Linked DNA regions of Homo sapiens: region 2 is linked to region 1. Evidence: chromatin loops called from intact Hi-C (ENCODE). Cell type or tissue: IMR-90. All regions are shown on one strand.

Region 1 (2,500 bases):
AAAGCAAGTTTATTAAGAAAGTAAAGGGGCCGGGCGCAGTGGCTCGCGCCTCTAATCTCAGCACTTTGGGAGGCCGAGGTGGGCGGATCACCTGAGGTCAGGAGTTCGAGACCAGCCTGACCAACATGGAGTAAACCCCATCTCTACTAAAAATAGAAAAATTAGCTGGGCATGGTGGCGCATGCCTGTAGTCCCAGCTCCTCAGGAGGCTGAGGCAGGACAATCTCTTGAACCCAGGAGGTAGAGGTTGCAGTGAGCTGATATTGGACCATTGCACTTCAGCCTGGTGACAGAGCAAGACTTTGTCTTTAAAATAAAAAAAGAAAAGATTTTGAAATATTTTTAAATATCTTAAGTCCATGCTAATTTGGAATCATTAAAAAGGAGGCAAAGAAAACCTTTTATCAGCAAGGTTTCTGTGACCTGTATCTTGTGCAGACCTCCTATTTCATCCTGTGACTTAGAATGCCAAACGTTCTGAGAATGCAGCCCAGTAGGTCTCAGCCTTATTTTACCCAGCTCCTATTCAAGATGGAGTCACTTTGGTTCAAACACCTCTGACGGGAGTCTCATTCGAACCTGTGGTGACATAGTCCTGCCTGTTTGTTTCTTATTGGTGACCTAACACATGACCTTGTGTTTTTATGTTAAGTGAGGTTGATCTCTTGGGGGAAACATTATCTCTCTTTTCTTTATTTCAGAGGGTATATTACCTCTCTCTGGAATTTTACATGGGCCGAACATTACAGAACACCATGATCAACCTCGGTCTGCAAAATGCCTGTGATGAGGCCATTTACCAGGTACATTGTTCCTAGATTTCTCTCATCCTGTCTCTTTAAATTTCATGTGCACTTCAGGAAACTTGGGGACATTGCACAAAAAAATAAAGTAAAATAAGAGTGAAAAATCGCCTCTATAGATGTGGCTATTACAAACTTTTAGAAATATACATCACTGGTAATCTCTCATTTAAGAGGAACAACCAGAAAAAGTTAGATAACTCGTTATGACTCATGAGAATTTTCTTTTGCAATCAAAGTCTTTGACAGCATTCCTCACAGATTACATTTCAGAAATTAGTGTCTGAACAAGCCTTTTAAAAGTACTTGAGTCTTCTGCTATCAGAATCACAATCTTTACTTTGGGCTTCTATCTCATTTTTAAGAAATGATCAAACTTTGTTATTCATGTATCAAGGCAATTTGTGAAAATGATCAGCTTTAAAAATTCTGTTGTCATACTTTCTCTGTTGCTTAATGAGATGTAAAATACACTTCCTCCTTAAAGGAGAAGCTTGAAGTCTTAACCCTAATGTGCTAAGTTGTTTTCATGAATATATTTAACTTTTTCTTTCCTGAGCTTCAGGCACCTTCATACCCAAAACAGGTAGCCCTTAACCTTTTTGATGTGGTTGAAAGGAGAAATGTGTATTTGCAAAGACACATTCTAAATGAGAGACTGTTCAAACTTTTCATTTCCTTTGCCATGGGATTGTCCCCTCATGTGTCCTTCGCTCAAGAACAAATACGTCTACAACCAGGTCATAGCTAACTCACATACATGTGGGTTAGGTGGAGTATTTCCTGTGAAAGAACCCCTGCAGGTCCTCTCCATGTCCCTTCCCTCTCCTTCCCCTAATATCAGCTGAAAATAACATCTCTCCCTTGGAGTAGCCTATAGCCAGGCAGGGTGATGTGATCCATGTCTACTTGCTCAAAATTTATATCATACTTTTTTTTTTTTTTGAGACGGAGTCTCGTCCTGTTACGCAGGCTGGAGTGCAGTGGCACGATCTCAGCTCCCTGCAATCTCCACCTCCCAGCCTCAGCCTCCTGAGTAGCTGGGATTACAGGCATGCACCACCTTGCCCAGCTCATTTCTGTATTTTTAGTAGAGATGGGGTTTCGCCATTTTGGCCAAGCTGGTCTCGAACTCCTGACCTCAGGTGATCCACCCACCTTGGCCTCCCAAAATGCTGGAATTACAAGTGTGAGTCACCGTGCCAGCCTATATCATGCTTTAGACTTACGTTTTTAGAATTTAAAAATTCTGAGTGTTAGCACCAGCAGTTGGCTTACACCAGGAACCTAGTAAGCTCTAATCTGCAGAGAGCAAATTTGAAAGGCCCTTTAACACTGAACAGAAGCATAACCAAGGTTGAACTCGTAAGATACAGTTGTCAAGACCTGTGTGACAGGTAGGAATCCAAACAGGTGCCATGGAAACGGGGGCACAACTTCAAGCACTGGTGCATCTTCCACATATGTCTTCAAATGTGCAAATTATTTTTCCATTTAAAAAAAATACCCAGTTTCATGGGTTGCCTAACTTCAGATAAGAACCCAGTTGTTTCACAGTAGGCCACCTTTAGCCATGCCTGGGCTAGATTAGCATCTAGTCAGGATGGAACAAGTCATTTGCCTGACCAACAATTCTTTCATCGTAAAATGAGCAATCCAATGTGATCTCCAGGGCTGCAGAGCTCTGTCATGGGTGC
Region 2 (2,500 bases), 290 kb after region 1:
TGGTTGATTTTAAGATTTTTATACTTAGTTTTAATTATTGGTGTGGTAATTCCTTTTGATGTTTAAATTGCTGCTGCTTTGGTGGCAGGAGCCCTTTCAATGTTGGTTCCTTTTTATTTCTCTTTGCTTTCTAATGTGACTAGATGTTCCAGGCTCATATTGTGCATTTTCTGCCTCAGTCCTGTACTCAACCATTCTAAGGATCCCTGGTTCCTTTCGATGGGGAAATAGTATTCAGGGATTGCACTCTTGTACTCATTGCTATTTGGTGGATTAATGCTTGTAGACCTTTTCAATGGACATATCTGGGAAATATGTTTTGTTGCTTTCTGGAAATAGAAATTCATTATGAGTTCATACTGTTGGCAGTTTAAGATTTCCAAGTTTTTACTTTTAGCTTTTTAAAAAAATGTTTAATTGTGATAAAATACACATAACAACATTTACCATCTTAACCATTTTTAAGTGTACAGTTTGTTGGCAGTAAGTACATTCACATTGAACTACCTTCTTTTTGCCTTAGGTTTTTATTTTTTTCTCATACTGAAAATCTTGGTTCCTGTTGACAATTATGTAACTATTCATTTGCTTTATCTGTAGCATAACTAGCTTTAAAAATAGTATCATCGACAATATGATTACTGAATAAAACAGAAGATTTCTTTGTAGTTTATTTTTTAAATTTAGGATATTTCCCGATGAGGAAGTACAATTTATTCTCTTTGGGCCGGGCACAGGGGCGCATGCCTGTAATCCTAGCACACTGGGAGGCTGTGATGGGAGGAATGCTTGAGTCTAAGGGTTTTGAGACCAGCCTGGGCAACATAGTGAGACCCTGTCTTTACAAAAAATAATAAAAGAAATTAGCCAGGCTTGGTGGTGCATGCCCATAGTCACACCTACTTGGGAGGCTGAGGTGGGAGGATTGCTTGAGCCCAGGAGGTTGAGACTGCAGTGAGCCGTAATTGTGCCACTGCACTCCAGCCTGGGTGACAGAGTGAGACCCTGTCTCAAAAATAAATAACAATAAATAAGTAATACATAAAATTCACTTTGAATTAATTTTTCTGAAGTATGCTTTAGCTGCTTCATGTACTCTTAGATTTGTTTACTTCATTTTGTTTTCACTTTTTAGGGATTGCTTTTTCTAAATTTTGATTTAATTTTGTTGTAAGTTACATAGGATATTTAAAAGGTTGCAAAATCAAAATGATAAAACAGAATGCATTTAGAAAATTAATTCTACCCCTGTCCTCTTCCACCCCATTTCCTTCCTCCCCCTGTAAATACCCAATTTTATTAATTTTTGTTACATATTTCATTGCAACACTTTATGAAAATAGATACAAATTACATATATATGTAAAATATGTATTCATATTATTCTCTTTCATATGTATTGTGTTAGGTTTCTGTAGCTGTAAAACACATTACTTCCAAACTCATTGGCATAAAACAATAAACATTTATTATCTCAGTTTCTGTGGTTCAGGATTTTGGAAGCGGCTTAGCCAGGTCATTCTGACTCAGGATCTCTCATGAAGTTGGAGTTCACACACGTCAGCTGGGGCTGCAGTTATCCGAAGCTTCGCTCTGGCTGAAAGATCCATTTCTTTCTTTCTTTTTTTTTTTTTGGAGACAGAGTCTCTCTCTGTTGCTCAGGCTTGAGTGCAGTGGCGCGCTCTCGGCTCACTGCATCCTCCATCTCCCAGGTTCAAGTGTTCTCCTGCCTCAGCCTCCTGAGTAGCTGGGACTACAGGCATGTGCCGCCACGCCCAGCTAATTATTTGTAATTTTAGTAGAGATAGGGTTTTGTCGTCTTGGCCCGGCTGGTCTCAAACTTCTGACATCAGGTGGTCCATCCACCTTGGCCTCCCAAAGTGCTGGGATTACAGGTGTGAGCCACTGCGCCCGGCCAAAAGATCCGCTTCTAAGTTCACTCACAAGGCTGTTAACAGGAGGCTTCAGTTCTGGCTGAAGGCCTCAATTCCTCACTCATGGGCTTCTCATGATATGGTATCTGGTTTCCCCCAGGGTGAGTGATGAGAGAGCAAGTACACTTGACCAAGGCAGAAGCTGCACGGTCTTTTATATCCTAATCTCAGAAGTCACACACCATCCTTTCTGCCATAAACTATTGGTCACACAGACAAGGGTGTGAATCCCAGGAGGACAGGGATAATTGGGGCCCAGGTTCACCTTACTGGCTGGCTACTACATATATGTATATATGGTGGTGTACTGTCCAGACTCTTTTTTCACATAATACATCCCGAATATTATTCCAGGGCAATAAATAGAAATCATCTTCATTCATGTTTACAGCTATATAATATAGTACTCTGTTCTGTGCGTGTAATAGTGTAATCATCCAGTTTGCTATTATTGGACATTTGGTTGATTTCTAGCCTTTTGCAACTATAGATGTTGCTGCAGTGACTAGCCTTATGCATATGCATTGTATGTTGTATTTAAATAAAAACAGTTTCTTAAACCACAT

Evidence for each region. Hi-C counts contacts between places; a loop is a spot of excess contacts. Peaks named below come from ENCODE experiments on the same cell type or tissue, not always from the same donor. Only the 100,000 strongest peaks of a DNase experiment are listed, where the experiment ranks them.
Region 2: it touches region 1 in a loop (2.4-fold over the local background); 1 of 110 quality-filtered maps calls a loop at or near these places.

What each region holds. Positions count from the first base shown.
Region 1 is chr14:50,936,039-50,938,538 of GRCh38, reverse strand. It overlaps PYGL (glycogen phosphorylase L), which reads left to right. Exons shown (of 20, transcript NM_002863.5): 2 at 702-803. Among named protein-coding and RNA genes, the nearest start is that of PYGL, 7.2 kb to the left of the region's middle. In IMR-90, no CTCF peak of the experiment used is centred here; a DNase peak (open chromatin) is centred at 1,038.
Region 2 is chr14:50,650,157-50,652,656 of GRCh38, reverse strand. All of the region lies in intron 2 of SAV1 (salvador family WW domain containing protein 1), which reads left to right. Among named protein-coding and RNA genes, the nearest start is that of SAV1, 17 kb to the left of the region's middle. In IMR-90, no CTCF peak of the experiment used is centred here; a DNase peak (open chromatin) is centred at 1,536; H3K27ac peaks cover 953 bases.